Linked DNA regions of Homo sapiens: region 2 is linked to region 1. Evidence: chromatin loops called from intact Hi-C (ENCODE). Cell type or tissue: PC-3. All regions are shown on one strand. Each heading gives the region's core, and the rest is flanking DNA. Links, peaks and the distances in the headings are about the cores only. Region 1 holds the start of AQP7B (aquaporin 7B). Region 2 holds the start of LOC107985915 (MAGE-like protein 2).

What was found. Hi-C counts contacts between places; a loop is a spot of excess contacts. Peaks named below come from ENCODE experiments on the same cell type or tissue, not always from the same donor. Only the 100,000 strongest peaks of a DNase experiment are listed, where the experiment ranks them.
Region 2: a loop joins it to region 1, with 15 times the contacts of the local background. A loop is called at or near these places in 2 of 110 quality-filtered maps.

Annotation. Positions count from the first base shown.
Region 1 is chr2:94,576,849-94,593,181 of GRCh38, forward strand. It overlaps AQP7B (aquaporin 7B), which reads left to right and starts at 10,463. Exons shown (of 8, transcript NM_001382497.1): 1 at 10,463-10,561; 2 at 11,649-11,699. The coding sequence starts at 11,674. It also overlaps the pseudogene LOC100133920. In PC-3, for the core only: a CTCF peak has its summit at 9,403 (motif pointing left); DNase peaks (open chromatin) are centred at 6,423 and 7,921; H3K27ac peaks cover 2,905 bases.
Region 2 is chr2:94,200,932-94,217,264 of GRCh38, forward strand. It overlaps LOC107985915 (MAGE-like protein 2), which reads left to right and starts at 7,030. Exons shown (of 5, transcript XM_047446873.1): 1 at 7,030-7,137; 2 at 7,372-8,171; 3 at 9,882-10,052; 4 at 10,916-11,043. The coding sequence starts at 7,030. The coding sequence ends at 8,157. It also overlaps the pseudogene BMS1P23. In PC-3, for the core only: no CTCF peak of the experiment used is centred there; no DNase peak of the experiment used is centred there.

The sequences.
Region 1 (16,333 bases), core at 3,871-11,870:
CACTCATCAGAGAGACTGCACAGATGGGGCCAAACCAGGGCCCAGGAGCATCAGAGAGAGGAGGGCCATTTCAAACACTTTTGTAAAATAAGCTCAAAGCTTCTTTGTTTATTTGTGGGTGTGGGAGTGGAAACGTAGGGAAAGTGAAGAGAGTGGGGAAAAAGGGATGGGTGATTTTGTAGGCAAGATGCTCCCTGAGGAGGTCCTGGTGGACCTGCTGTGGGGAGTGGCATTCTGCACACTCTCATATCATGGGGAGCGCATGACTACATTACTGCTTACACATCTCCAAGTGCAGCTTGGGGGGTGAATGTTTAATTGTCTCACTGTAACTGTCTAAATCTCTGGAAAATCTGAAGGGTCATGCATTTGATTTAAACCTATGAGGTCTGAATGAATTCTCCTCCATGCCTAACCGAGTGAAGCAAGTATATAACCAACCATGCATCCCTAAGCAGGGCCGGTATGAAGGGGAGGAAACGCCTCCCCACTGAGCTCACAAAGAACTTCATCACTGACCTGAATCAGATCCAGCAGGAAATGAAACACTGAGTACATAATTTTACAGTAGGGGGAGGGGGACGGAAAACAAAGTGAGCTGAACTGAAACGTGAGAAAGAACAGAATGGCAGTGAGTCCACGGGGCAGGGCCGCAGCTTTCTTTTTTCATGGCCCTCAGTCCAGTAACCCCACCCGGCATTCGTAGCGGGTGACATCACTGATGCCCCAAACATGCTCCAGCAATTTCCTGCTTTCCAGAGTCCAGCCGAGCAATGATGTCAGTGGTGCACCTGGGTAAAGATATGGCAGGGCCGGGTCACAGGGAGTGGGGACAAAGGCCAACCCAGTTAAATAAACTGCTGGTCTTCTAGGGCCTGGTCCCTAGGCAGGCTTCCACCATGAGATAGGTATAGCCCAGGCCAATCCCAACAAGAGGAAAAAAAGCATGTACTTGGCTGGGGGCGGTGGCTCACACCTGTAATCCCAGCACGTTGGGAGGCTGAGGCAGGTGAATCACGAGGTCAGGAGTTTGAGACCAGCCTGAACAATGTGGTGAAACCCCGTCTCTACTAAAATTGGAAAAAATTAGCTGGGCGTAGTGGTGGCCGCCTGTAATCCCAGCTACTCGGGAAGCTGAGGCAGGAGAATCACTTGAACCCGGGAGATGGAGGTTGCAGTGAGCCGAGATCACACCACTGCACTCCAGCCCACGCAACAGAGTAAGACTCTGTCTCAAAAAAAAAAAAAAAAAAAAAAAGAATGCACCCATGCAGTGCCTCCTGTCACCCTCTGCCCAGAAAGGGCACAGGGGCCAGGGTGAAAGAGTTACAGGAAGACAGAGGGAAGGAAACCGTGCAGAGATAACCACATGGGGGCAGGCCCTAAGCTGCTGGGACCTCCACAGTGTATCCCTTTCCTCCAACTGGGAGACGGAAGCACCGACGGTCTTTCTCTACAGTGCCAGGAGCCACCCTGCCCCCAGAGATGCCCTACAATCAATGACTACCATCTAAATGCTTCTGGATAGTTTCATTCCTTGTAGGTGATATTCCAAATATTATAATTTGTACTTCTCCACAATTACAATTCCAGTTTTGGGGTTTCTTTTTACTCATTAAATTTGAAAAGCCAATTCCAGTTTTAAAGCTTGACCCTTTTCTTAAAAGTTTAACTTCTCTTTTTATTCAGGCTTCCCACTAAACCCTCAAACTGACTCTGAGGGTGGCCTGGCTAATTTACAAAACCGGCCAGGCTGCTTAACCCCTAGATTCCAGCCCAGAGTGTTGCCATAAATTGCTGTCAAGACATGCCTCTATGTCCCATGTTTGCCAGTGAGAAAAGGGTTCATATTCTAAGTTCTTCAAGTCTCTCTCACTGCCTCAATTTTGAAGTCAATGGAAAACAGTCAAATACACCAAAAATTAACTTCAAATGGATATCTGCTATGAATTCCAACTTGGTTGGACACCTCTCCAGGCCAACTGTTGTGAAAATGCGTTGTTGTTTTAAAAAACACTGTGAGAGATGGCTGGGCGTGGTGGCTTACTTGAGTTCAGGAGTTTGAGAACAGCCCGGCCAATATGGTGAGACCCCAGTCTCTATGAAAAATATAAAAAATGAGCCAGATGTGGTGGCATGCACTTGTAGTCCACGCTACTTGGGAGGCTGAGGCAGGAGTATCACTTGAACCTGGAAGGCGGAGGTTGCATGAGCCGAGATCATGCTACTGCACTCCAGCCTGGGTGACAGAGCAATACTCTGTCTCAAAAAAAAAAAAAAAAAAAAAAAGAGAGAGAGAGAGAAAACACTGTGAGAAGAAAGAAGTCAATCACCCCCTCTCCAATGCCCAACACAGTAAGCAAGAAGGGCCCAGGAACAAATTAACAGGGAAAAACAATCTTGCATTTGCTTAGTGGAATCTGGGGTTTGCACACATTAGTCAGAGCTAGACAAATCATACTGAATACACTTCTTATAGAAACATTCTAGCTCTGATGGCCTTTCCTTGCTGTCCCAACTTTTGAGGTGCGAAAACACAGCAACACAGCCAGGACCGGCCAGGTGATGGCACAGAGCCCGCTCCCACAGGCTGCGTCTGTGTTCTCACTCTCTTGCAACTGGCCTGAGTTAAGCCTTCTCCCCAAGCACTTGCAGTTTATCATTGCCCTATTTACTGTATTTTCATGTTATAAAAGTGATATACGCCCAACGTAGTAATTTGATCTAGTTTTTGTTTAATGGCTATTAAATGCTCAGAAGTGAATTAAGGTTGCAGTTAAATGCACAGTTTTTATATCAAACTATTTTCTTTGCTAATTCACTTCTATCTGCGTCTACCAGCTGTAAACTACCTGAAGCAGAGAAAGCTTCTTTAGGTTGGGGCTTCCTGTAGCCCTGAGCTGAGTGCCTTATGCAGCATTGGCCGAGTGAATGAATTTGTTGGGTGAACTGCTTCGGGGTTTAGAGTCCGCAGAGGATAGGACAGGACAGATCGTGATCGAGGCTAACCTTCTCATCTACTCTACCATTTCATGCTCTGTTTGGGCACCTCCATCACCCCTCACTTCCCCTGATGGTCCAGTCTCTCTGGGCCTGCACTGTCCAGCTGCCCTCTTATCCCTAAGCCAAGGCCTTTGCCAACTAAAGCTCAGGAGTAAAGTGGCCATCACTGAGGCCATTCTATGTATGTATGTATGTATGTATGTATGTATGTATGTATGTATTTAGAGATGGAGTCTTGCTCTGTCACCCGGGCTGAAGCACAATGGCACAGTCTTGGCTTACTGCAACCTCTGCCTCCCAGGTTCAAGCAATTCTCCTGCCTCAGCCTCCCGAGTAGCTGGGATTATAGGTGCCCGCCATCATGCCCAGCAAATTTTTGTATTTTTAGTAGAGATGGGGTTTCACCCTTTTGGCCAGGCAGGTCTCGAACTCCTGACCTTGTGATCCCCCCACCTTGGCCTCCCAAAGTGCTGGGATTACAGGCGTGAGCCACCGCACCCGGCTGACTGAGGCCATTCTAAGGAATATACAGCAAGCTCTTCAGTACCCATTTTTGTTAACTGAGGTATAACTAAATGATACACAGGCCCGGCACAGTGGCATGAACCTATAGTCACAGCAACTTGGGAAGCTGAGGTGGGAGGATTGCTTGAGATCAGGAGTTTGAGTCCAGCCTGGGCAACACACGTGTATAGGTCTATGAGTCTGGAAGAATGTATATAGCCATGGAATCACTACCATGTCAAAACATAGGGTATTTCCATTATCCCAACAAGTTCCCTCCTGCCCCTCTGCAGTCAAACACTTCCCTCCCCCAACTCCTGGCAACTGCTGATCTGAACTGTAGACCTGAAAATGTCTTTCAGAACCCATTTCATCTGGACCCTTCTCTCTGTGTCAACATTGCTGTGAGCGGTGTCTGTGGGATTTTTCTGGACGTTCTCTGCCATGCCCCTGCTCCTTCCTTCCTGCCTTCTGGAAGGCACCCCTGCCAGGAGTCGGCTGCATTAAAGTGGGTGTTTCAGGGGTGTCTTCCTTTACTCTCTTCTCACTGATTTCCAGCTATCCCTGTGTCTCTTGTTTAATGAGTGCCTTCACCCATATCCTTAAACCCACCAGGGCGACCTTCCTGCCCCTTTCTTTGGAGCGCTGTATCTGTATTTCCAGTGGAGACACAGACTGTTCCTTAGATCCTATTAACCCTCCGAGCTCTCTCTCTTCAAGCCAGGCTCATTTCTGGCTTGGCCAATCTGCCTCCTCCCGTGTCCTTTCCATGACACGGTGATGGCATCACCAGCCAGTCACCAAGCTAGAACAGTCCCTTCACCCGGCCCCTACTGTAGGAGGATACTTTTAGAGTGTGTCTGCAATTCACCCCCACTCTCCGTATCTACTTCTGTGGCCAAAGTGTGGACCTTGATTTCCTCTGGCCCCAGCTGAATTAACCCACCTCTCTGGGCCTGGTTCTCTTTTCACTAAACATTCTCCACATTGCTGCCAGAGCTATTTTTCTAAAATACACGTCAGACCACATTCTTCTCCTCCTTATTTAAAAACAAAAAATAAAAAAAATAAAAAACCAAGAAACAAACAAAAAACCCACCCTACCGTGGCTCCTCAGTGTGTAGAGATCAGATTCAAGTTCCATGAGATGGTCTTCAAGATCCTTGGCCATGTGACCCCGTCCTGCTATCCCAATCCCATTCCCATTCCCATCCCCAGCCTCCCCACCTCATCCAACTCCAGCCACATTGGATCACCCCAGGAGAGGATGTCATGTATTAGTACTCTGGTGCCTTTGAGTCAAAACTCACTGTTTTGCCAGTTCAGAGGTTGAGCCCTTTTTGAAGAATCCCCTCTTCTTCCACAGCCCAGGTAAGTTCTACCCCAGGCATAATGAGCTGTTATCCCCCTGGGATCTGAGGGCATTCAGAATACCAACACAATGCTCTCCAGATACCTCTATGCTATTCAAATCCATGCATCTCACACCTGCTCATCTTAAAATCTCTGTGCCTCACATGCAGGAAGAATTCAAATGATGCTGATTGAAAAAACATTGTGTCCAATATTAGATGAAGTATGTAAATATCAAGGCAAGAATCTGCACTTTTTGTCTGTCTATTGCTTGTTTGCACAATAGAGCCACATGGTTTATTATAAAAAATTATTATAATGTATGCTGTTTAAGCTCAGATCACTTTGCACTAATGATGATGATAATGATGAGTTAGAATTTTTTTTCTTTTCTTGCCATGGGATCTGCCAGGTTTTAAGAATTCTTTTTTATTCTAAACCAAATTCAGGAGCACTCCCAAAGACAAGAAATCAAATTTAGGCCACTGATGGTACCAACGGAAGGCTATCACTGTGTAGCTATACAAAATGAAGCCAATCTTCATGGATTTTAAGCACTTTGATAAGCTTTTATATCTCTGTTCATCTCCTTTACCTCCATAGACAACACAAAATAACAGAATAATCAACCAATAGCAACGTAATCCCATCACAACAACATCAAAAATGAGAATTCATATGATTCAGTAATTTCCTAAGCCAGAACTTCCCACCTGATGTGCTGGGGAAGTGAGAGGGTGAGGACTGCTTTCCCCAGCCCTTGGGGTGACTGGGCAGATCCTGTCTGGTGTGAGCAGTCAACCCTACTGATTACATCATTTTGGGTGCTATGTGTGATAAAGGTTGACAACCACTGTCCTAAGCCATTCTACCATTTAAATAACAGACTGAATTCTCCCAAGTTATGTTCTTACTTGCCTTAGGAAGGAAATTAGTATTATGACTCTAAGGATCCTGAACACATGATCTAAAAAAAGAAAAACCCAAACCACAATGGCAAAGGTAGGTGAGACAGAGTGTTTAGAAAAATAGCGAATACTGTACTATTAATTACTCCCAATTCTCCCTAATCCATGATTTTTAAAGAGCGGGTGGAGCATAACGATTTGAGGCACTGCGACAATGCAGAATGGGGAGGGTTTTTGGAAAATGTGACTCATTCACCGTTCCGACCAAAGGGTAAATGAACCCAGCGTCTGTGCTGACCCGGACATCACTGATAGGTAAGATGAAGTCCCTTGGCACACCTTTTTTGTCAGGTTGGTGAGACAGAGAAAGGTCGGTCTTTGCCATGCAGATGGGCAAATTTCCAAAACCCTGTAAGAAAGGAAAGAAAATGTGTTCACTGATATAGATGTGAGTCTCCTATGTTTTTCAATTTGCACTTTATACAGTCTCGGCAGCAATGGTATGCCAGCTCAGATCTAGGCACACGCAGGAGCTGCTTGTTACTACTTGTTCACTGAACAAGCAAGAAGGTGAGGATAAAAACTCATCTCCATGTGATGACTGTTTAGTAGGTCAAGGGTGACTTTTGTTTATTTTGGAGGTTCTCGTTAAGAGAAGGCAGTGTTATGTGCATGTTTGGGAAAAACATTGCTATTTTCAGGCAAAGCAGCAGCTGTAGAAACCGCTTTCCAAGACTATTAATATCCGGGACCCAGCAAGGTAGTCTGGAGAAAGGCTCTGCGACTAGGCTCTTAGTCATGTTGTTCACTCATTCTGGAGTCAGTCAAGAAGCAAAGGGTTCCTTTGTGTTGGTTCATGAATCATGGTTATTTGATCTGCAACTACATTACAAGAACTAAGATGAGGTCACTATTTAAGCTTCTTGTTTTTAAGGACCAAAGTCTATGTCTGACCCAGAGTTCCAAAGGTGAAAGAGCAGGAAGTCACACGTGGTGTCTCACAAAAAGCACAGTGTCCTCGAAGCCTGTTTCTGATTAAATGGCACATAGTGTTCCTTTAGAGGCTTTGCTAATTCATTGCAACCACATACTTGGCACTAACTTTAAAAAAAATAAAAATAGAGATGGAGGTTTTGCTATGTTGCTCAGAGTGGTCTCAAACTCCTGGCTTCAACTGATCCTCTGCCTTGCCCCCACAAAGTGCTGGGATTAGAGGTGTGAGCACCGTGCCTGGTTGACACGACTTTTAAGGAGTATTTCCTTGATAGAGATAAAGGGAATGAAATCTTTAGTCAAATTTTCATAAGACTTAGCCTAAAACTATTTGGAAGATCTTAGAGTCTTAACTTAGGGAGGACTTGGGCTTGGGGCCATTTTCTTTTTGAAATCTCCACTCTTCTATACTGATAAGAATTTTGCTGAGTGAGAATCACAACTGCCTTTCAGAATGATGCCAGAATTTTGAATTTCAGACATGGTTAAATATTAAAGTAATTTCTATAGGTTTGCTAATGTAAAAATTTTGTCAGTAGGCATATTAAAAAGAAACAGAAACCAACCAGTATGCTATATACTGTCACCAGATTACTTCATAAAAGAAATAACATTTTAACACTGAAAGGAGAAAAGACTTAATATTACAATAAATGATAGTCTTAAATATCATTATTAAAAACTCAGGGGAAAAACAAACAAAGCAATCTCATGAGAATGACCTTATTTTACTTGGTTCATTGCACATGAATGAAAACTTCACCACAATGCCTAGGCACAGAGCAGTGCTTGGGAATCCTTTTTGTAAAGGGTAAGCCAAGAACATCAGGGAAAATTCTAAGAATTTAGAACTTTCTGAGTTCCTATTTTACCAAACCTAGGAGAACAAATACCCTGGCTGGCAATGGTAGCATTTAACAAAATTTCAAATGGGTTTACAAAAAAGAGTAAGGAGTTGGAGATTGTTTTTAAAGATAAGGTCAACACTACCAATCATGAAGCTCTTTAGCCAGCAGGCTCTTAAAATGTTCTGACTTCTATCTATCTGATTACACCAAAGTAGGAGGGACACTGGAGGCACATGGTCCTTTTGGTAAAAGTTGGCTGAGCCTCCTGTAATGGAGTTGATTCATCATGACTGTCACTGGACTAGGTGATGACACATGCTGTCAGATCATAGCCACCTTCCCAGCTGTTTGCCTACTTGCCTTTCTCAGTGGCTAGAGGTAGAAGATAATGGAGCCTTCAACCTCAGTGGACCAGCTCAGTAAAAAGCCAATGAACCGCTTGCATAAGAACAGCAAACATTCCCATCTTTATAGGCTGCACTCCTATCTGCCTACCCTGGCACCTTGCTAGCATTTTTAAGGTAGTAAGAGGCCTGTAAGGAAGAGGAAGCATTGCAATTCATCTAAATCTGACTCCGCAGCTCTACTCCAAAGGATAGTTTCAACATTCTGGGCTGAGTGGGAGGGATGAAAGATCACACATCACCTACAAACAGGGATACCACCCATATCAGACACATTTATAGTCACAGAAGTAAATGATGCATGGATCAGAGGATACATGCCTCACCATAAAGTTCTAAATATAGTCTGCACTCTACCCGAGGATATTACTTTCATCTTTGTTAACCAGAAAATAGATTAAGCAAAGGTTAGCTGGTGAGACATGTACAAATCCTCAAGTCAAGCTGAGTATTCTGAGAGCCTAAGGTGAATTTTTTCTTTTCCCTTAAAAGTACAACTTTTACCTGCTGAGTGTAACGATCTATTTTGACTTGTGCCTCAGGACAGAGTTCGATATCTTTGGCTCCACAGACAGCCTGGGCAATGGTCCTTATCTTGTCCACAATTGGAAGCTGCAGAAACACAAATTATAACAAAATTGTGTAAGTTTAATCTGGTTAAAGATTTTTTAAAAAGTTTAGTGACACTTACTGTAATTGCTTAAAATTCCCTTATCAGGGTACCCCCTCAGCAACTGCAGGATTCCTTGCAAACCCTCTTTTTTCCTTTTAGCACCCTAAAGCACTGAAATTTTCAGTGTCAGAATAGATCAGATGTCAAATAGCAAATAAGCCTTAGGTGTTCAGGCAATTTAGAGGCTGCTTAGAGCCCACGTAGAATCTGCAGAGGGAGGCCGGGCACAGTGGCTCACACCTATAATCCCAGTACTTTGGGAGGCGGAGGCGGGTGGATTACCTGAGGTCAGGAGTTCGAAACCAGCCTGACCAATATGGTGACACCCTGTCTTTACTAAAAATCCAAAAAAACTAGCTGGGCTTGGTGGTGCATGCCTGTAATCCCAGCTACTTGGGAGGCTGAGGCAGGAGAATCACTTGAACTGGGAGGCAGAGACTGTGGTGAGACAAGATTGTGCCACTGCACTCCAGCCTGGGTGGAGTGGGACTCCGTCTCAAAAAAAAAAAAAATCTGCAGAGGGAAGAGGGAAGTTAGTGCCTTACAGAGGGCTTCTGACTAGGAAGCCCCAGGACTGCGGCTGACCCCTTCCTCTCCCTGCCTCACCCCTGCAGAAAGATCTGCAGAAAAAGCTGGAAGGGGTGGGACGGTGTGTGTAGGGGTGGGGACTGGGGCTATGCAGTTTCCAGACCTGGTCTTTGGCACCCTCTACAGGACAGTTCCATTCCCACACCTGAGCTTTGGGCAACTGAATCCTATGCCCCTTCCCATCCATGGAACCTGGTGCCAGAAATTCCCAGGACTTACCCACTGTCCACCACGCCACATAGCAAGTGTCCTCAGTGTCTGCAGACCAGAAACAACTCCCTTGTGTCTCAGCACTTGGCCACCTGCTGAAACCCCAAACTGCCTGCCCCATTGTTTGAGACCCAGTCAGGCCTTGGCTCCAAAAGTCCTCTTGGACTGCCGCTGGCCCCCAGGGTCTCTCCTGACTGCACCTCGGTCCCAGAGCTCCCACGCCGCTGGGCCCCGAGCCCCATGCCCCGATCCAGCTGTGGCTCCTTTATGGGGGCTTTGCTGGCCTTTCCTAAGGGAGGTGTTTTCCCGAGGGCAGGTGGACTGCTCCTCAGACTAGGGGCCCTTGGAGGGCCAGGCCTGGGCTTCTACCTCCTCTCGCAGGCTGGTGTTTCTCTGCAAATATGGCTCGTGTGTCCTCCTTCCTCTCAGACTGGGGACCCCTGAGGACTGGGCCTGAGTTCCCCTCTCCCCCTTCAGAATGGGGGTTCCCTGAGGACTGACCCAGGGCTTCCCCCCGTCCCCTCCATCTGGCTGTTAATCTCCAACACTTCCACCTCCAGTCCTATTCTGCACAGCTCTCCCCAGCGCTGGGGGCTCAGAGGCCTCTTCAGCCTTCCCCAGGGCTGGGGCTCAGGGAGGGCTTCCTCAGGCCCTGGCCCCAGAGTCAGCCTGCACATTGGCTTGGAGGACAGGCCTTTCCTCTGGGACTGTGAGGCCCAGAGTGCCCACCCAGAACTCCACCTCTGACCTCACAAAGGCCTGCTTCAGAACTCGGTCTCCACGGCACTGCTGGCCGGACGAGGGATGTTATTTTGGGCAGTGCATCTGAACTTGGTTCAAGTGGCACCAGCCAAACCCCTGCCTTACTGACCTCTCCCCTGGAGGAGCAGGAGGAGCGCTCGAGGCCGCCCTGGGAGGGCTGAGAGGCAGGCTCTGGACTGGGGACACAGGGATAGCTGAGCCCCAGCTGGGGGTGGAAGCTGAGCCAGGGACAGTCACGGAGGAAGAAGATCAAGATGCGCTTTAACTGAGAAGCCCCCAAGGCAGAGGCTGAGAATCAGAAGACATTTCAGGAGAGTGAGTGGGGCTCCAGGCAGGGTGGGGATGGGGCAGCCTCCTCAGTGCCCAGATCTGGAAGGGCCATTCCCTGGGTACCATACAGTGAGGAGGTGACTGAGGGATTGTTTGGGGAAGGAGCCCTGGCTGGGAGTGGAAGTCCCGGCTTTCTTGTTATGGTGCAGTCCTGTGTTGCTGTGTGACACAGGCACATACACCTTCTCTCTGGGCCTCAGTTTCCTTACCTGTAAGTTGGTTGTTGGGAGGACCAGCAGTAGAGCAGAGATGGCAGGGATGCACTGGGCTGGACTATCAGCAGACCATGGGGGTGGGACGAAGAGAGAGCTGAAGACCACCAGCAGTGGACCACAGGGGGAGGCGTGCAGGCAGGAGACGGGTCAGCTGCCGGCTTGCTGGAGTCATTCCTCCCATGCAGTCCCCTCCTGAGGGGCTGGAGCTGGGGCTGGAGGGTTTCAGCAGTCAGGGCTGGAGATAAGAGTCTGTGCTGGAGCTAGAGGGAACTGGGCTAGATAATCAGGAGGACAGACAGGGTGAGGGGACTTCGGGCTACCTTCATGCTGTCAGAGATAAAGATAGGAGTACAAAGGGGAATTTTTGGGTGAGGTACACGGGTGAAATGAGTTTTCAGGGCCTCATCCTGTGTGTTCACCTTCTGTGTGTGTGTGTGTGTGTGTGCATGTGTGCATGTATGTGTGTGTGCAGGTCCTGGACAGTCGCAGCTTAAGTTAGCAGCAAGAGGGATTGAGGTTAAAGGTGTAGCACGCAAATATGAGGCTGGAGCCACTGAGTAGAGGCTGAGGGCATCTCCACAGTCCAAAGCTGGGCTGCAGACAGGGAAGGTCAGGAGGAGCACTGGAGGGTCTGGCCTGGGGTTGGGGTCCTGGGGCCAGCATGGGTGGGGTGGGGCTCCAGGACGTCACCTCATTGGCTGAGCACCACTCCTCCCTCCCTGTTGCTTGGCTGGGCTAAGGGAGTGGCACTAGCAGGAGCTGCCCCAGGGCTTCTCCCCTGGGGACCAAGGTCTGATGGAAGTGTGGGGCCAAGTTCTGTGTCCTCCAGCCCTAGTGACCTCTCTTTGGCTCCTCAGCATCTACAAATCTGAAGGACAAAACATGGTTCAAGCATCTGGGCACAGGCGGTAAGTACCCCACCCTCTTCTCACCCTCCAGCCCCCTGTCCTCCACCCAGCCCACTTCAGTGCCCTCCCTGCTCCATCCTCAGCCTCTCCCTTGGGGCAGCTGTCCCCCCTTGACCTCCTCCTCCCCACCCACCCACTCACCTCTGAGGTCCCAGAAGAAAAGCATCTTCCACCTGTTGCCTGGGCTGGGTCCTGGGGTGAGGGGAGGCTCAGAAATACTTGGATGAGGGTCAAGGCATGCAGGTGGCCTTCAACTCAACTGCACTCAGCACCTCTCACCCTCTCAGGCTCAGCTGTCTTTGGGGTGAAAAAGAGCCAGTCCTTGCAATGGCCAAGGCCCTGCCTATGTAGTCCTTGTTAGCTTTCTGACCTCCCCACTCCAGCCCCCTGCTCTCCCTCCTCCAGCCACACTGAGTTTCTTTTCTGTTTTTTTTTCTTTTTTTTTTTTTTTTTGAGATGGAATTCAGTTCTGTCACCCAGGCTGGAGTGCAATAGCACGATCTTGGGTCACTGCAACCTCCTTCTCCTGGGTTCAAGTGATTCTCTTGCCTTAGCCTCCTGAGTAGCTGGGATTACAGGATTACAGGCACACACTACCATGCCCAGCTAATTAGTTGTTGTTTTTTTTTTTTTGTATTTTTAGTAGAAATGGGGTTTCGCCATGTTCGCCAGGCTGTTCTTGAACTCCTGACCTCAGGTGATCCACCCGCCTCGGCCTCCCAAAAGGTTGGGATTACAGGTGTGAGCCACTGCACCTGGCCTCACACTGACTTTCTTTGCTTTCTTCAAACAAGCTGAGAGTCCTCTGGTGACTATTCCCTCCATCTGAGAGGCTTTCTGCAGTTAACATACAGCCCACTCTCATCTTCATGGCTTTGCTCCAAGGCCACCTTCTCAACAAGGATTACTCTGACTGCCCTATTTGAAATCACACCCCATCTCCAGCCCCTGCACTCCCAATTCCCCTCTCCTTGCTCTGTTTTTTTCCATAGGAGCTGGTACCTTCGCTTATACAAATGAACTTACTTATTACATTTCATTGCTGTCAGCTCCACACAAGCAGGGATATTTGCCTGTTGTATACTTGGACGGAGAGAATGAATAGTGCCCCTCTGTTGACATCATTGCCTCTAGCCTACGTCTCTTTCCAGGGCTTTAGATCCTGTTTCTAGAGACCCACTGGTGTCTCACAGGCAACTCAGCTCCTAGATGGAAACAGCCTCCTCCGCCCCCCACAAGTCCACTCCTCCTGTGCTCTTGGCTCAGTCAGGGGTCCCCTTCTCTTCAGTTGCTCAAGCCAGAAGTCAAGGTCATGTCCTTGATACTTCCCTCTCCCCCATGCCTCACATCCAGTCACCAATCTCCTAAAATATCTAGAATGTGCACAGCTTCCACCATTCTTTCTACCACCACCCTACTCCCCCATGGCCATGTCAGGCCACCACCCGCCCATTCTTCAAAACTCCCTTCAGTCCTCACCTCCCATGCCTCCCCTGAGCTCCCCCAGTCCCAGGCTGCTTCTCTCTGGTGGTGTTGCCATTACCCATCTCTTCTATTAAACAGAGTGACCCAAGAGTGGAGAGTGGGTTTTGACTTTGTATCCCTGGTGCTTGACTCATAAGTAGGTGCTCAACAAAAATTTTTTCTTTTTTTGAGATGGAGTCTTGTTCTGTTGCCCATGCTGAAGTGCAGTGGCATGATCTCGGCTCACTGCAACTTCTGCTTCTTGGGCTCAAGTGATTCTCACGTCTCAGCCCCCACCCCAGCTGGGATTACAGGCACCTACCACCACGCCCAGCTAATTTTTTTTTTTTATTTTTAGTGGAAATGGGGTTCTGCCATGTTGGCCAGGCTGGTCTTGAACTCCTGACCTCAAGTGATCCACCTGCCTCGGCCTCCTAAAGTGTTGGGATTACAGGCATGAGTCACCATGCCTGGCCAACAAATGTTTGTTGAATGAAGAAATGTTGGTTAGCAGGTTGAATTGTTGGCTCGTGGTTAGTTGGATAGTTTATGGTTGACTGGTTGATTAGATAATTCAATGAGTTAATAGCTGGTTAACAGGAGAATCAGTTAGTTGGTTTTTGATAGGTTAGTCAAAGGGTTAGTAAGCCACCGGGCATGGTGGCTCACGCCTGAAATCCCTGCACCTTGGGAGGCTGAGGCTGGAGGATTGCTTGAGTCCAGGAGTTTGGGACCAGCTTGGGTAACATGGCAAAACCCCATCTCTACAAAAAATAAGAAAAAATAGCCGGTCATGGTGGCATGCTCCTGTAGTCCCAACTACTTGGGAGGCTGAGGTGGGAGGATCACTTGAACCCTGGGAAGTCTAGGCTTCAGTGAGCTTTGACTGTGCCACTGCACTTCAGCCTGGGTGACAGAGTGAGACCCTGTCTCAAAAAAAAAAAAAAAAAAAAAAAAGAAAGAAAAAGAAAAGAAACAGGCGTTAGTGAGTTGTTAGCTATTTAGTTCCTTGGTTAGCAGATTACTTAGGGGATCTGGTTGGCTGTCAGTTTCTTGCTTTGTAGGCTGGCTTTCTTGGGCCCCTCTTCTTAGTCTGTACCCTCTCCTTGAGCTCTCTCATCTATGCCCATGGCTCAGATGACAATCTGTGATTTGCTGTCCTCCAAATGTGTCTGTAAGTGAGACCACATGACCAGCTGCCTCCTCACTGGCCATCCCACCCAAGTGTCTAGCGGGCTCCTCACACTCAACATGTCCAGAAAGGGCCTCCTTGTCCATTCTCCCACAGCTTCTCTGCTGTGCCCCACGCTAGTCATTCCGCTGCCCTAGCCAGGACCTGAGGGCATCGCTGAGCTGCCCCGCTCCCTTCCCTCTCTAACCGAACACCAAGCCTGTCAGCTTGACTGTGCTCTTGTGGCCATTGGCACTGCCATCTCTGTGGCTCAGGCTGCCACCACTTCTCCACCCATCTGTGGAGAAGCTGATGCTCACCCTGCCTCCACTCCACTTCCTCCATCCTGGCCTCCGCAGGGGAGGCAGCTCTCCTGCTGAAATCCTCCACTTGGCCCATGGCCCTCTGGTAGAGTTCAGACTCCCTAATGTGGGCCATGAGGCCTTCTGCCACCTGGCTCTGGCCCCTCTCTGCCCATCTCATGCCACCTCCACTCCTCCGTGGCCAGCCCATTCCTGCACATTGGATACTGCCTTAGTTGCAGGCCTTTGCACATGTCAGTCCTACGCCCAGAGTGATCCCTGCCTCCCTGGAGGCTCCTTTACCCTCCAGCCTTCTTTTCTTGACCTAAATTTCTCTTTCTCTGGGAGCCTCCTACCCCCTCCTCTAGGCCATTCACTTCCTCCACATGCCCCACAGTGCCCACTCTTTCAGCTGGGGCAATGCTCATCACACTGCATAGTAATTGCTCAATTGATTGCTTTTCTTCCCACGGGCTGGATTGTACCAGTGTCCTTTACTGCAGTGACTGAACATTCTAGGCATAGTGGATTCAAGAAATCTTGAGTTCATTGGCTGGTTGGTGGTTATCTGTTGCTTACTGTGTCTTGCCTGCTGTGTGGTGATGAGGAAGGAGCCAGGCTTCCAGGACTCTCTTGGTGTTCTTGTCTTTCTGCTCTGTCCACTTCTCTCTCCTCTTCTGTGGTTACCTCCAGCATGGGAGGTGGGGTTGGATGGGAGCCAGTGGAGGGTCACCTCGCCCTGCTAGGGAGAGCAGCAGCATTCCTCAGGGCTCCTAAATTCCCCTGACCTCGCAGCAGCAAAAAGTAAGCAGAGGGAATGAGAGACGTCCAGGCATGGAACAAAACATCTTCCACTTTTCAGCTGAGACCCTCTGTTCATAGCTCACCCATCCCAGTCCTTGCTGTATTCCTTACCCCAGAGAAACAAAACCAGGGATGAGTAGATTGAGGGGGATGCAGAGTTGCGTGGATATTCCACTGGCCCCCATCCAACTCCAGCTCCCATGCAGCATCGTATAGGGATCTCATTATCCCATGACCAGCCTCCTCAGCCCTGAAGAAGAGACCCTACCAATGCAAGCAGCAGCCCAAAGACAGTCCTGGGAAGGTACCATAGAGGCAGGGGAGAGGTAGACAGAGCAGGGAGCCAAGAACACCAAGGGAATCCTGGAAGCCTGGCTCCTTTCTCATCAGCACAGAGCAGGCAACAACCAGCCAAGGAACCAAAGATTTATTGAATCTACTATGCTTACTATGTTCAGGCACTGCAGTGAAGCAAACTGGTATGATCCCAGCCCTTAGGAAGAAAAACTGTTAATTAATTAAGCTTTTTTTTTTTTTTTTTTTTTTTTTTTTTGAGACAGGGTTTCGCTCTGTCACCCACGCTGGAGTGCAGTGGTGTGATCTCAGCTCACTGCAACCTCTGCCTTCTGGGCTCAGGCAATCCTCTCACATCAGCCTCCCCATTAGCTGGAACCACAGGCATACACCACAACACCTGACTAATTTTTGTATTTTTTTTTCGTAGAGATGAGGTTTTGTCATACTGCCCAGGCTGGTCTTGAACTCCTGGGCTCAAGCGATCAGCTCGCCTCGGCAAGTGCTGGGATTACAGGCGTGAGCCACTGTGCCTGGCCTAACTGAGCAATTACTATGCATTGTGATGAGCATTGCCCCAGCTGAAAGAGTGGGCACCA
Region 2 (16,333 bases), core at 4,267-12,266, 380 kb before region 1:
TAGTTAACACTGCAGCGGGATCTGAACAGTGCTTCGCCTCCGTGTACAACTGGACTCCTGCGTGCCTGCATGCTCACACTGCTTCTCCCTCTCCCTCCTAGGCACTGCTCAGGCCTCACGGCCGCAATCGCCCCATCTCGCCCATGCCAGTCTTCCTCCTCCCAGTCACTCTGCACTCACTCCCCGGCCACCTCACAGAGTTAAGTGGCATCTACATGCTGAGGGCTGTACATCTAAGTCCCTGGCCAGACCTGTCTCTCCAGACTTGACACTCCGCTTGTCTGCATGATACCCAGCCGAACCAAACATCATCTTCCCAAAACTGCATCTGCAGACAGTTTCCTATCTAACCTGCAACAACCCATCCTTCCAGGAACTTCCAGTCGCCATCCTCATTTCCTCTCACACACCCCACATTCAGTCCACCAGGAAATCCTACTGACCCAGCTTCCAAATAAACTCTATCCGCGTTTGACTCTTTGTCTCATCTCCACTGCCAGCCCTCTGGTTTGTGCCACCGGACTGATCTCTACCAGACTGATGTCTTGGCAGAGTGATCTGATTACCAGAATGTCTCTCCTCTGCTCAAAACCCTCCAAGGACTCCCATTTCAGAGTGAAACATTCAGTCTTTTCCAATGGCCCACAAGGCTCTAGGTAATTTTAAATTGTAAATGGTGTGAAGCAAAAACTTCAGAGTTAGCCTAGTCATGCCTTTCAAAGGTCAACACAGACTAGCAACCACTAAGCTAATGCCTAATCAGGAAACAGTCCTTTGACTAGATGAAGATCTAGGATGAAACTCCGTTTCACAAATCATATACCTAATCTGTTCCAGCTTACACAGGCACTCCTGGCCTCACTAACAAGACGCAACTCAGATGCTCACCATCAACTGTACACACGTTTCTGTGTCTGTCTCCTTCAGAGTGACATCACTGTCTCCAGCAACCTGCTCAGCAACCCCAGGCAGGAGGGCCACACCATCTCCCTTTATCTCCGCATCTGACCTTATACTCCACGTGTCCTTCTGAACTCTGACCAGGATGAGTTTTCAGAGCACTTCCCCTGGGAGCTCTGGTGTGTCCATAAGCCACACGGGCCACTGATCACCTGCCATTCAAATCAGGGAGCAGCGATCGGAATAGGCAGCATTGGCTTGCACTGAAATGAACACACTGTCTCAGATCACTACATTGTAAAAGTCTCAAAAGTAGAGACCATGTCTCAGTCATTTCGGTTTCCTAATTCTTGTTACAAAATAGGTATGGATCTTTTTCTGGTGATCTTCTGACTGTAGAAACAATGAGCTCACTGCATGAATAAACATACTCACATGCATCTACCCAGGAGTCCAAATGAAAGGCACAGAAGCAGGATAGGAAGCAGGGACCCAAAGACAGTCAGGGATTCCTGCACTATGTGATAGTCTTGACAAGGGGCTGAGAGGAACTGAGGTTTCTCACCTGTGCTTCTTTCTGCATTTCTCCTTTAAGATCATCAAAATATGTGCTTTCTCCTTCATCATATTCCGCATCAAACATCTCCTTCAATTTTCTCTTCTTATCCAAATGCTTTTTCTTGGCACTTTCTTCTTCGTCGGGGTCAATTTCTTCCTTGTTTCTCTATATCTTCATTCTTAAATTTCCAGAAGAAAAAATTTTGTGTATGTTTATGAAGGTCTTTTCTTTAAACATTACATTTTTTAAAGTTCTATTTAAACAAAAATCTTAGCAAAAATCTGTTATCGTTATCAATAAAACAAAACAAAACACAACATAATCTTTGTCTCTGAATAACATGGTACTGCTACAGGAAATTGTTACATCTGCATTACAATTAGCTGCTATTCCTTAAGCTGGCTGGGAACACAAACTAGAATAAAAATAACAGACATGTCCCTCACCCAGATGCTCCCAGACCCTGTTCTAAAGAAATATTAGGGAGAACAGGAACTTCATTCTTTTAAATGACACTTAAATTTAAAAAGAGGAGAATGATGGCAATGGTTGAATGTAAGTCTGAGAAGCTAAGACTTCTGTGAGTGAAAAATCACAGTAGTCTTGGCAAATGACTATGGCAAGAAACAGTAGTAACTGTCGTCCAAAACTTAACAAGTAAACAAGAAAGCTTCTCTTTGGTCCCCACATCCCCACCCTTTAGGAAGGAATCTATCCATCCAGTCTGCAATCTTCACACATCACAAGTAAGATTTGCATTTCTCAATGTGGGCCTCTCTCAGAACACAATGACCAAGAACAGCCAGCTACGACAAAGTCATACCTGAGTGTCGGGGCCCGATTTTCCCTTGTGCATGTCCCCTGTTTCCAAGTCTTCAAAGTCACCGTAGAGCTCCTCTGGGAAAAGAACACCCAAAGGCTGCTCTGTGAGCCAGGCATGCATGTGCTGCTGGCGCCACCCACGACAGGCCCACAATGCGCTCCGCGTTCCAAGCCTCATTCTTACTGTTCCCGTCACTAGACACACAGGCAAAACTTTGCACTAGGGAATGCTTCGTAAAACAGTATTTCATCATCTGTTTAGGTAAACTAAATTGACCCAATCCACATTTCCGCACTTCATGTCAAAAATCCCAATCTCAATTTTTCCAGTATAGATAATGGACACTCTTTCGTTTTTGTTTTTTTTTTTTTTTTTGGAGACGGAGTCTCACTCTGTCACTCAAGCTGGAGTGCAGTGGCACGATCTCAGCTCACTGCAACCTCTGCCTCCCAGGTTCAAGCAATTCTACTGCCTCAGTCTCCCGAGTAGCTGGGATTATAGGCACCCGCCACCAGGCCTGGCTAATTTTTATATTTTTAGTAGAGATGGGATTTCACCATATTGGCCAGGCTGGTCTTGAACTCCTGACCTCGTGATCTGCCCTCCTCAGCCTCCCAAAGTGCTGGGATTACAGGCATGAGACACTGCAACCGGCCAATGGACACTTTTTATGAAAGACACAGAGGTCTATCTGTGTCCCCCAAATGAATAATTCAAAGAGTGAATGGAAAAGTCCCATGCTGATAACCAGCACATGTGAAAAGGAGTCTCAATGTAAGTTCAACACAACACGATCGTGTAACACACCTAGGGGAAATTTTAGATCATATAAAACATAGCATTTAGATTAAGAGTAGAGCCCCAAACCACACCAAACCCATGGGAAGAGCTTATTCACTCATTCATTCCTTCATTTGTTTTTGGAGCTCTGGGTTCAGTTATAGTTCCCACTCTTAAAAGAAATAGACAAGTAAGGCTGGGTGCAGTGGCTCACACCTGTAAACCCAGCACTTTGGGGGCCCGGGAGGCAGAGGTTGCAGTGAGCCATAATTGCATCACTGAACTCCAGCCTGGGTGACAAAGTGAGACCCTGTCTCAAAAAAAGGAAAACAAAAGAAAGAGGCAAGTTAAAACTCATTTGGGAGAGCAATGTTTAGAAGGCTATTAAAACATTTTCACATAAGGGCCAAAGAACCAGGTAGATGTTATAAAAGATAGGAAGCTCCTATTTGTAATAAAAGCAAAAAAGGATAAAATAGGAATAAACCTAACAAGAAGTGCACCAGAACTTTATTTATTTAAAAAAGAAGAAAAGCTTTAATATGCTACCAAAGGACAAAAGGAATAGCATCACTACCAACACTCGTAAGTGCTCTCCACACCAGGCACTGTGTTAAGTACTTTCATTGCCTTAACCACATTCTTCAACCCAAGGAAGTAGATGTTGTAAATATTATATACTGAATAATGGTATGTCCTCATTTGAAAAGGAAGACTCGACATCACAAATACGCCAATTCTCCCTTTAGCACAGTTACAACCCGAAACCACCACTAAGGATTTCTGGTCTAGAGAAGATAACACATTATACCCTCCTCTAGAAATAATAGACAGGAGATGATCAATGGAGAATTCCGAAAGGTGGACAGAAAAAGGCTGCTGAGGGACTCTAGGACTAGGGAATGCATAGTGGCCAGGTGTCTCCCTGGACCTCATCCAATAGGACGGTGACCCAGGCCCAGAGTTTCCCAACTCCCAACGTAGCAATAGAAGGCAACCCAGGCAGACTCAGTCCCCGCAGATCAAAGGAGATCTTCCCCACAACAAGAAAACCAGCTCCACACACCAACACAACCACCACTCCCCACCCACCTAGCTGCAGCAGGTGGCCCAGCCTGGGGCAGCTCCCCTGTTCCCTCAGGTGGGCAACAGCAGGGACTGGTGGGAGAATCCCAGTGACACATATTAGCCAAACAGACCAAAATAACACCATGAAGGCTCTGAAATTAAATTGCCATTGGAATCACAGCCCACAAAGTAGACCAAGACCTACAGACTAAACCTAAACAGGAGGACTGCCTGCAAAAATAAAAAAATTACATAGGCAGATGTTGGAACCACCTGACTCATCACTTATAACAGTCAGTATAAAAATGCTCAACAAGCAACTACAAATCCTATGTCAACAATCAAAGAACTGAAAACGTCAGCAAAGAAACTGAAGAAGAATCAAATGGAAATTACAGAAATATAAAATACAGTAACAGAAATTTTAAAAAAATCTAACTGGATGGGCTCTATTGAGTAAAAGTGGAGACGACAGAGGAGAGAATCAGAGAAGCTGAAACCTGATCAACAGAATTCACCCAGTCTAAACAATAGAGAGAAAATAACCTGAAAACAAATGAACAGAGCTGCACGGACCTGTGGGACGATAACAAAAGACCCCACATTTATGTTATCTGAGTCCCACAGGAGACCAGAGCTGCGAAAGCATGCAAATAACTAATTCTTGAGGCTTCCCACATTTGGTGAAAGATATAAACTTACAGATTCAAGAAGCTGAGCAAACCTCAAAGTATACCAAAAGAAAGCAACACTGATTAAACTTTCAAAACTAAAAACAAAGAGCAAAAATGGCAGAATGCCTGTAGGGACACGCCAACTCAAATGCCATGGAGGCCAGAAGGAAGTGGCACAACATTTTCAAGTGCTTAAAAAAACCAACCAAACAAAAAAACTGTTGGCTGCAAATTCTATATTCCATGAAACTACCCTTCAGAAATGAAGAGAGAAATATAGACATTCTCAGAGGAAGAGAATATAGGAATTTGTCACTGGTCAATTTAGAAATGCTAAAAAGTGGCTACAGAAATATGTTCTGTCATTTCCACAATACAAAAAATTAAAACAAAAAATCAAAATAAAAAATGGCTACAGAAAGTTCTTATGCAGAAGGGATGAATATGGGACTATGGGAGGAGGGACAAAGGAAAGACCAGAAATGTGGATACATACACGAGACAATCCACAGTTCTTAAAATCACATTTGACGACTGAAACAAAAACTATACCACCACGTACTACTCAAGCCAGTGATTTATACAAGTGGAAAAGGTAAAGAGACATAAATCCAAGGCAGGTTTCCACACTTTGAAGTGGTAAATACTGGTACCAGTAGACTACTATATTACAATACACATATTGTAACATCCAGAGCAAACACTTTAAGACTATACAAACAGATACACGCAACAACATTATACAGAAATAGATCAAGATGGAGGGAAAGAAAAAGGAAACAAGCAAATAATAAAAACATCAGACATAAGCAATTATGTAACAATAAGCACCTTAAATGTAAATGGTCTAAATAAACCAAAAGACAGATTGATGGAGAGCCTATAATAAACACATGGTCCAACTAAATACTGTTCATAAGAAACTTCAAACTCACTTAAGGACCTAAGTAGGTTGAAAGTAAAAGAATGGAGAAAGTTATCCTGTGAAATCATTAATTTTTTAAGGAAGCAGGAGTGAATATATTAATATCTCATGAAGTAGACTTCAAGCAAAATAATTTACCAGAGCTGGAGAGGGTCTTCGCTGAATTTTAAGATCTAAAATTTCCTATGCTGCCTTGACATCTTTGAGCCTCACAGGGCCCCAAAGGCCTAGCTGTGGGTTTTCCTGTTTTTACCAGACACCCCCTACCCCGCCACCCAACAGGAAAGGCTCCCCACCTGGCTAGTTCTTTTATCAGCCAGAACAGTTGCACCTCAGCCTAAGAAGTTTCACTTCACCTGTCTGCCAGCCCATGAATTTATTCAAACAAGCCAATTGCTCTCCCCCTCGGGAACCATTGGTCATCGTGTGCTCTTGTTACTACCAAGCCTGCCTGCTTCCTCAGCCCCCAGCCCTCACTCCGCTACAGAGTGCGGTGCCCATCTGACCCTGTGTGGCATGCAGTGTCCTCCTCTGAGCTGTGGGTATATGTGACTAAAACACTGCTGTCAATCTCATCCATCCACGCCAGGTGTCGTGTTCAGCCATCTCCTACACTTTAGGGCAGGGACCCCTCCTTCACCAATGGGGTGAAAAGGAAGTGACCATAACAACTGCTTAATGACAAAAGGATTAACCCACCAAGAAGACATCTACTTCAACATCCTCCTCTTAGCAACTGTTAAAACTAGGCAGAGGCCGGGCACAGTGGCTCATGCCTGTAATCCCAGAACTCTGGGAGGCAAAGACAAAGGATAGCTTGAGGCCAGGAGTTCGAGCCTGGGCAATATAGCAAGGCCTCATCTCTCCAAAAAATTTTAAATTTAGCCAGGTGTGCCGGCACACACCTATAGTACCAGCTACTCAGGAGGTTAAGCCAGGGGAAGTACTTGACCCTAGGAAGTCAAGGCTGCAGTGAGTCATGTTCGTGCCACCGCACTCCAGTGTAAGTGACAGAGTGAAACTAGGCAGAAAAGGAGCAAGGATTTACAAAAGATCTGAACAGTCAACCAGCAAAATTTGACATCCGTATAACACCCCACTCCCCAACAGCAAAACACACACATTTTTAAAGCCAATAGAAATCTACCAAGGTGAGGTACGCTTGGGGCAATAAAAGAAATCACAGCAAATCTTGCTGTGCGCCCCTCTGAGCCTGAGCCGGCGCCGGCGCCGTGCCCCTCTCTGCGCCTTCTTTTCTCACCGGGGGAAGCGTTTGGGGGCCTCTTGAGGGACCCCCTAGATGCTTCTACTCAGAGCCCCCAAAGCAGGGGAGCCTCCACTCCTCTGTCTGCAGCCTCCCCTGTCGGTTCTCGCTACCCAGGGTTCAGTGGCCTGGGGGCTGACGGAGGTGGTCGCCTCTGCCAAGGCCCCTCCTGGCACCTCCCTGGCTCATCCAGCCCACCTTCCTCCCACGCTGGCTCACGCAAAGTGCTCTGGTCACCAGGAGCCCTTCCTGACCAGCCCCGGCCCCTTCTTGGCCTTCGCCCATCTGGCCTCCCCTGGAGCCCTGACCTGGGTGCCAGGCCTCCTGGGTCCAGAGCCCACCCCGCCCTGAACAACCCCGAGTCTCAGCCACCCTCAGCTCTTACCCTTTCACAGCTGGGGAGTGGACCTGGGCCTGCGCCTCTCCGCGCCAGCGCCTGCGCTGTGCGCCTCTCCGCGCCTGCGCCGCCGCTGTGCGCCTCTCCGCCGCTGTGCGCCTCTCCGCCGCTGTCCGCCTCTCCACCGCGCCGCCGCTGTCGGCCTCTCCGCCGCGCCGCCGCTGACCGACTCTCCGCTGCGCCGCCGCTATCCGCCTCTCCGCCGCTGTCCGCCTCTCCGCCGCGCCGCCGCTGTCCGCCTCTCCGCCGCGCCGCCGCTGTCCGCCTCTCCACCGCGCCGCCGCTGTCGGCCTCTCCGCCGCGCCGCCGCTGACCGACTCTCCGCTGCGCCGCCGCTATCCGCCTCTCCGCCGCTGTCCGCCTCTCCGCCGCGCCGCCGCTGGCCGCCTCTCCGCCGCGCCAACGCTGGCCGCCTCTCCGCCGCTGGCCGCCTCTCCGCCGCGCCGCCGCTGGCCGCCTCTCCGCCGCGCCGCCGCTGGCCGCCTCTCCGCCGCGCCAACGCTGGCCGCCTCTCCGCCGCTGTCCGCCTCTCCGCCACGCCGGCACCAGCGCTGTGTGCTTTTGCAAGGGCGGAGCTGCGTTCTCCTCGGCACAGACCCGGAGAGCATTGCGAGGGCGGAGCTGCGTTCTGCTCTGCACAGACCTTGGGGCACTGCCTCGCTTTGGGACAACTCGGGGCCGCATCGACGGTGAATAAAATCCTTCCTGTTTGCAGCCATGTTTGTGGTTGGTGGCAGCGATGGACACTGCAGCCAGCCAGAGTGTAGAAAAAGGCATCGGGGTAAGTGCGCTATCCAGGCTGCACTGCTGGTGGCCTGGGACGGGTTGGGAGCCCTATCTCAGGCGTCACTGCCCGTCTTGGGTGACTGGTTGGGTGTGCTATCTGAGGCTGTGCTGCCTGCAGCGGGGGGGCGGTTTGGGGGCTCAAACCGGGGCTACACTGCCTTTGGCGGGGAGCCGGTTGGGGGCACTATCCCAGACTGTATTGCTGGCAACAGTGAGGTGGGTTAAGTGTGCTATCTGGGGCTGCACTGTGCGGCTGTGGGGGGGGTGGCGGTTTGGGGTTGAGGGCGCTATGGGGTGCTGTAATGCCCATGGTGCGGGGAGGCGGGGCAGTTAGGGTATGTTGGGTGTGCTATTGGGGGGGGCGACACTGCTGGTGGTAGGGGGCAGGGTGGGTTGGGGGCCATATCAGGGGCTGCACTGATTGCTTTAGCTAGGATTTCTGGTACTATGTTAAACAACAGTGGTGACAGGGGGCATCCTTATCATGTTCCAGATCTTAGAGGAAAAGCTTTCTATTTTTCCGCATTCCGTATGATTCTAGCTGTGGGTGTCTTTCCTGTAGTTTTTATTATGTTGCGGTATGTTTCTTCTGTGCCCGTTTCTTTGAGGATTTATAGCATGAAGGGATGTTGAATTTCATCAAATGCTTTTTCGGTTTCAGTTGACATGATCATACAGTTTTTGTCGTTTATTTGGTTGATATGATGTATCACATTATATGTTGAGTGACTCTTGCATTCCAAGGATACATCCCACTTGATCATGATGAATTATCTTTTTAATGTATTACTGAATTTGATTCACTGGTATTTTGTTGAGGATTTTTGCATCAATATTAGAGATCCTGGCCTGTAGTTTTCTTCTTTGATGCTTTTATCTGATTTTCGTATCACAGTAATAATGGTCTCATAGAATAAGTTTGGAAGTATTCCCTCCTGTTTTTCAAAATAGTTTGAGCAGGATTCGTACTAGGTCTTTAAATTGTTTGGTGTGAAGCCATCAGCAGTGAAGACATCAGTTCCTGGGCTTTTCTTTACTGGGAGACTTTTTCTGATGGCTTCAATCTCATTACTTGTTACCAATCTGTTCTGGTCTTGGATGTTTTCATTGTTTAACCTAAGTAGGTTGTATGCATCTAGGAATTTGCCAATTTCTGCTAGGCTTTCCAATTTATTGGCATATGATAGCCAGTTATGATCCATTGAATTTCTGAAGTATTAGTTGTAATGTCTCCTTTTTTTAATCTGTTGATTTTATTTATTTGAATCTTGTCTCTTTTCTTAGGCTGGTTAAAAGTTTGTCAATTTTGTTTAGCTTTCCAGAAAACCAACTTTTCGTTTAATCTTGTGTGTTTTTTATTTCAATTTTGTTTCTGCTACGATCTTATTTGTTTTCTTATTTTCGGTTTAGTTTGTTCTTACTTTACTAGTTCTTTAAGATGTATTGTTTATTTGAAGTTTTTCTTTTGTTTGGATAGTAGGCACTTATAGCTGTAAATCTCTGCCTTTGTACTGCTTTCTGCGTAACAAGTTTTGGTATACTGTGTTTTCATTACCCTTTGTTTCATGAAATTTTTGAATTTCTGTCTTAGTATCTTCATTGACCAGCTAGTCATTTATTCAGGAGGGTAGTGTTTAACTTCCATGTGATTGTATTGTTTCCAAAATTACTTTTCTTATTGATACCTAGTTTTATTCCTTTGCAGTGAAAGAAGATGGCCACGGAGACAGACAGCAGCGTGGTCAGAGTGGTAGGAGCCGGCCATCAGCGAGAGCTGCTCCATGCCTGGCTGCTGGGAGCTAGAGCCTGCGGCCCACTGGCTTGCCTCACTGTAGTTGGTGGTGGCGGTGACAGAGACTGCAGCATGACCAGAGTGGTAGGACAGGGGCTATCCAGGGCTGCACCTTTCACAGTGTGGGGTGGGTTGGGGGCGCTATCCAGGGTGTCATTGCCTGCATTAGGGGTACTGGTTGGTAGCACTGCACAGGGCTGCACTGCCCACGGCAGGGAGGGTGGGTTATGGGTGCTTTCTGGGGCTGCAACGCCCATGGAGGAGGACAGGTTAGGGCATATCGGGTATACGCTACTGGCGGCATTGGGGGACGGAGGTGAGGGGCGCTATTGAGGGCAGGACTAGCCGTGGAGCGGGGGCGAGTTCGGTGCTATCAGGGGCTGCACTGCTGGCAGCAGTCAACAGAGTTGGCATCCAAGGAAGGAGTGGTTCTCCTCTCCCTGACTCCACACTCCAGAGGGCGAACCACTCTTGGTCATACTGGAGTGCGGCAGGGCATGCAGCGTTTGCATGGGAATCCTGAGCATGGCAGAGCCCCCACACCCACCGTGGTTCCTGGGCCTGTGCACTCTGGGTCTGTGCCTCAGAGGCTGCCAGGCACCCCTGGGGACACCACGGGGGACTGGGCCCTGTGTGTGGAGGCGTCCGGAACAGGAATTGGCACCTGGGTGCGGAGGGCTGGCTGGGTCTGAATTTGTCTGCTTCTCCTGTTCCCCGAGGAGTGCAGCCCCGGTGGGCCCAATGGTTCCTGTGGAGTGGGGAGCTGGGTGCTGTGGTGTCTCCAGCACCCACCCCAGACCCCAGTTCCCGGCCAGCTTGGGCCAAAAGGAGAGGCTGGACTTTGGAGGGTGGGTGTGAGTGCCTTTGCTGAAACTGGCCCCTGCCACCCAGTGGCCAGCATGACAAGTTGAGGCTCTAACGCTTCCACTCCTCACAACTTCCTCTAGGCTTTTCTGGCTTTGCCCACCCAGCTGCTCCGTGCCAGGAGGAGGAGGAGACACCTAGAGCGTGCAACACCACGGCTCGCCTCGCTGCGGGTGGGTGGCAGTGACGGAGACTGCAGTGCACCAGAACGGTAGGAGAGCGGCCGTGCTAGGAGGGCAGGCGGCTGCAGGCAGGGTTGGGAGTCAGGCTTACAGCGATGGACGGGCTGCAGCAGTGGCCAGGTGGTAGGAGCCTTGTAGGGAGGGCTGGTGCATTGGCAATGGGCCTGGCTTTGCCCTGTGCCTGCCGTGGATCTGGCCCTGTACTGCCCTGCCTTGCCCTGTACCTGCCCTACTGTTACCTGGACTCTCGGCCCTGTCCTGCTCTGGTCCCATCCTGTCCCTGTCTTGGCCCCGTGCTACCCTGTCCCTGCCCTGGTCTTGCCCTGGCACTGGCCCTGCCCCGATCCTGCACTGGCCTGACCTTGGCTCTGGCCCTGGCTCTGGCCCTGCCCCTTGTCCTGACCCTGGTCCTGTCATGGCACTGGCCCTGCCAATGGTCATGGTCCTGCTCCTGTTCTGGCCCTGACCTGGCCTTGTAAATGTCCTGGCCCTGCTTTGGCCCATCCCTGCCCTGGCCCCACCATGGGCCTGCCTGTTCTGCCCTCTCCTGGCACGACTTTGCCCTGTCATGGCCCAGTGGTGCCATTGCCCTGCTTTACCTTGCGCTGGTTGTGCCTTGGCCCCGCTTGGTGCTGGCCGCTCCCTGGACCTGCCCTGGACCTGCCCTGACCCTGCCTTGGCTTTTGCCCTGCCCTCACTATGGCCTGGCCCTGGCCCTAGCCCTGGTCCTGCCATATCCCTGGCCCTGCCCTTATCCAGGCCCTGCCCCTGCTGCTGCCCTGGCCCTGGCCTGGAACCTGGTCCTGTCAAGGACCTGCCCTGACTCTGCCATGGCCCTGGCCCTGCTCTGCCTTGTTCCTGGCCCTGACCCAGACCCAGACCCTTTCCTGGCTCTGCACTGGCCTTTCCCTGGCCCTGAGCTGGCAGTGGTCTGCCCCTGGTCTTGCCATCACCCTGCCCTGCTGTGCTCCGGGTGTGTCATCACCCTGCCCTGGCCCTACTCTGCCTTTGACCCTGCCCTGGCCTTACCTTGGCCCTCACCCTAGTCTTCGCTAGGCCCAGCACAGACCTGGCTCTGACCCTGGCCCTGGTCTTTGTCCTGCCATAGCCTTGGCCCTGAAGTGGACTTGGAGCTGTCCTGGCCCCTGTGTAACATGGCTCTGCATTGGCCTGTCTCTGCCCTGCCCCTACCATCGCCTTGCCCTGCTCTGCCCTGTCCCAGTACTGACCCGGCCATGCTATTTCCCTGCCCTACCCTGCCTTGGCTGTGCCCTGGCTCAGTTCTGGCCCCGGCCCCGGCCCTGCCCTGGACATGCTCTGACACTGCCTCAGCCTTGGCACTAGCCTGGCTCTTTCTTGGCATCAGCCCTGCTCTCTCTGTGGACCGGCTCTTGTCCTGTCCTGCACTGGCCATACCATGCCCTGCCCTGCCCTGCCCTGACTCAGCCCTGACTCAGCCTTGGCCTTGGCATTGCCCCTGGTCCTGCCATATTTCTTGCCCTGTCCGTACCCTAGCCTTGGCCCTGACCCTTACCTTGCTCTGGCCCTGCCCTTGCCCTAATGCAGCCCCTGGTCCTGTCGTGGCCCTGCCCTGGACCTGTCCTGGCCCTGGCCCTTCCCTGCTTGAGACCTTGCCCTGGTTCTCCCATGGCCCTGACCCTGAAATGCCTGGCCCTACCCTGGCCTTGCACTGCTCTGGCCCTTGCCCTGACTCTGGTCCTGTCACTGACCCAGCCCCAGCCCTGTTGCTGGTCTTACCGTGGCCCAGACCCTGCCTTGGCCCTGCCCTGACACTGTCCTGGACCCTGGCTGTGCCAAGAACCTGTACTGTCCTTGCCCTTGTTTTGCTCCTGCCCCAACCCTGGTCCTGCCCAGGCCGTTTCTATGGCCCTGGCCCTGGCCCTGCCCAGGTCTTGGCACTGGCCTGGCCCTGCCCTGCCCTGGCCCTATGCTTTCCTGGCCCTGCCTTGCCGGCCCTGGCCCTGCCTTGGCCCTAGCCTGGCTTTGACCCTGCCCTGGCCCTACCTTGGCCTTCACCCTAGCCTTACCTGGGCACTGTGTTGGACCTGGCCATAGCACAGACCTGGTTGTGGCCCTGGCCCTGCCGTGGCCCTGTCTCAGACCCTAGCCCTGCCAGGTACCGGTCCTGGCCCAGCTCTGGGCCTGGCTTTGTCCCTAATTCTTAGATGACCCTGGCCCTGCCCCTGCCCTTGCCCTTGCCCTGGCACTGGCCTTGGACATGTCTGTGGTCCTAACCCTGGCCCTGTCCTGGAGCTGCCACTGTCTTGGCCGTGCCCTGGCTCTGGCCCTGCCCCGGCCCCAGCCATAGACCTGCCCTGGTTGGTCGTGCCCTACCTTAACCCTGTGCTACCCTGGGCCTGCTCCACCCTGCCCTGGCCCTGCCCTCCCTTTGGCCCTGCCCTGACCCCACCTTGGCCCTCACACTGGCCCTAGCACAGACCTGGTCCTATCTGTGGCCTTGGCCTGGCATTGACCCCTGCTCCTGACCCCGGTCCTGCCATGGCCCTGGCCCTGCCAATGACCCTGGCAGCCCTGACCCTGGCCCTGTCTTGGCCCTGGCCCTGAACTGGCCCTGCCCTGACCCTGGCCCTGAAGTGGATTTGCAGGTGTCTTGTCCCTGATTTAACCTGGCCCTACCATGGCCCTGTCCCTCCCCTGGCTCTGTCCTGGTCTTGTGCTGACCCTGACCCAGACCTTGGCCCTGCCCCAGCCTTGTCCTAGACCTGGCCATGGCCCTGCGTCTGCCCTGGACCGGCGCTGGCACTGGCATGGGCCCTGGCCCTGGCCCTGGCCCTTCACTACTTAAGGCCATACCCTGGCCCAGCCCTGGTCCTGACCCTGTCCTGGCCCTAATTTGGCCTGGCTCTACCCTGGCATGCTATTCTGGCCCTAGCCCTGACCCTGTCCCTGTCCCTGTCCTGGTCCTAGCCCCGTTGCTGGTCCTGCCATGGCCCTTGTCCTGACATTGCCCTTTCCTGGTTCTGGCCCTGGCCCTGTCCCAGCCCTGCTCTGGCCCTGGTCTGAACCCTGGCCCTGCAATAGACTGCCTTGGTCCTGCTCAGACCCTGGCTCTGGCCCTACCTCTGCCCTGGCCATACCCTTGCCCTGGCCTGGACCCCAGTCCTGGTCCTTGTCCTGCCCCAGCCGTGGCCCTGGCCCTGCCCCTGCCCTGCCTGTGCCCTGTTCTATCCTGGGCTGGCCCTGCCATGGCCTGGTCTTGCCATTGCCCTGCCCTAGCCTGCCCCGCTTGTGCCCTAGATCTGCCCCGGCCTTTGCCCCTGTCTTGGTTCTAGCCTCGACTCAGCCCTGGACCTTCCCTGACCTTGCCTCAGCCCTGGCACTACCCTGGCATTGCCTTGGCATTTGCCCTACTCTCTCTATGGCCTGGCTGTGGTCCTGCCCTGCTCTGCTCTGGTTCTGTCCTGACACAGTCCTGGCCCTGGCCCTGGCCCTGCCGTATCACTGGCTCTGGTCCTGCCCTTATGCAGACCTGACCCTGCCACTGCCTTGGCTTTGGCCTGGACCTTGGCCATACAGTGACCCTGCCATGACCCTTTCCTGGTCCTGGCCTGGAACCTGGCCCTGCCAAGGACTCGCCCTGGCTCTGTCATGGCCCTGGCCCTTTCCTGGATTTGGATGTGTCCTGTCCCTTATTTGCCCCGGCCCTTCCCTGGCTCTGCCATACCCCTTCTCTGGGGTAGGGCCAGGGTCAGGACCAGACCAGGGCAGGTTCAGGACCAGGGTAGGGCCATGGTAAGGCCTGAAGATGGGAAGGGCCAGGGCAGTGGCTGGACCAGGGAAGGGTCAGGGCCAGGGATGTAGTAGGACTAGGGGCAGAGCCGGCACTAGGGCTGAGCCAGGGCAGAGCAGGAGAGATTACTTTAGGCTATTACGTAAAATTTTTATTTTAGATTTTTAAGATAACTATAGTAGTAGTAATGTCTATACTATGTTGTTTGTAATAGTAATGATATTTGCAGTAATCACTAAATTTTAACTAATATTATCTTTGCTTCCAGTAGTGTCCTATGAGTATAATTTTATCAACATGTAAATATGTGAGGCATTGATTCTCATAATAATTCTATATGCTAGGTACTTAAAGCATCCCCATTTTCCAAATGTAGGAAACAGGCATAAAGAAGTTAAATACTTGGCCAGATTACTCCTGTAATCCCAGCACTTTGGGAGGCCAAGGCAGGCAGATGGCTTGAGCTCAGGAGTTTGGAACCAGCCTGGGCAACATTGTGAAACCCCATCCCTACTAAAAATGCACAAAAAGAACTAATTTAAGTTTCTTGTAGGATTCTGGTTATAAAACACTGGTCAAACACACAGGGCATGGATAGGGCAGGGCCAGGGACAAGGTCAGGCCAGGAAGGGGCCAGGGCCAAGGCAGGGCCAGAGCTGGACTTGGAGGTGTCCTGGTCTGATTTGCCCTGCCCCAACGTTGGCCCAGCCCTGCTCTGGCACGTCCTGTCATGCCCTGTCCCTGGCCTGAGCATTGGCCCTGGCCCTGTCCTGCTTCTGGCCCTGCCCTGGAGTTGACCAGGCACTGCCATGGCCCAGTCCTGCATTGCCCTGCCCTCCTCTGCCCTGGTGCTGCCATGGCCCTGCTTGGGCCCTAGCTCTGCCTCGACTCTGGACCTGCCCTGACTCTGCTCAGCCCTGGATCTACCCTGACTCTGCCTTGGTGTTGCCCTCCCATCTCTATGGCCTGGCTCTGGCCATGCGTCGCACAGGCCATGCTCTGCCCTGCGTGCCTCAGCCTGGGCCCAGCCCTCATCCTACCATATTCCTGACCCCAGCCATACCCTTGTTCTGGCCATGACCCTGCCGTGGCCCTCTCCTGGCCCTTCCTTGGTCCTGCCCTGCCCTTCCGTGCCCTGGCCTTGCCCTCACCCTGCATTGGCCCTGCACTGGTCCTGCCCTGCCCTGGCACTGCCTTGGCCCCGGCCCTGCCTTCTCCCTGGCCTTGCCTTTGCCCTGCCCTGGCCTGACCCCAGGCCTACTGAGTCCATGAAATGGCCCTGGACCTGCCTTGCCATCCTCTGTCCTGGCCCTGTATTGTCCCCACCATGCTCTGGTCCAGCGCTTGCCCTAGCCCTGTTGCTAGTCCTGCCACTGCTATGGCCCTGCTCTGTTTTTGGCCATGCCCTGTGCTACCCTAGCCCTGCCCTGCCTTGGCCTTGGCCCTACCATGGCCTTCTCCTACCCTGGCCTGGCCCTACCCTGGCCTTTTCTACCCTGGCCTTGCCCTTCCCTGATCTTGCCCTGCCCTGGCCTTGCCCTACCCTG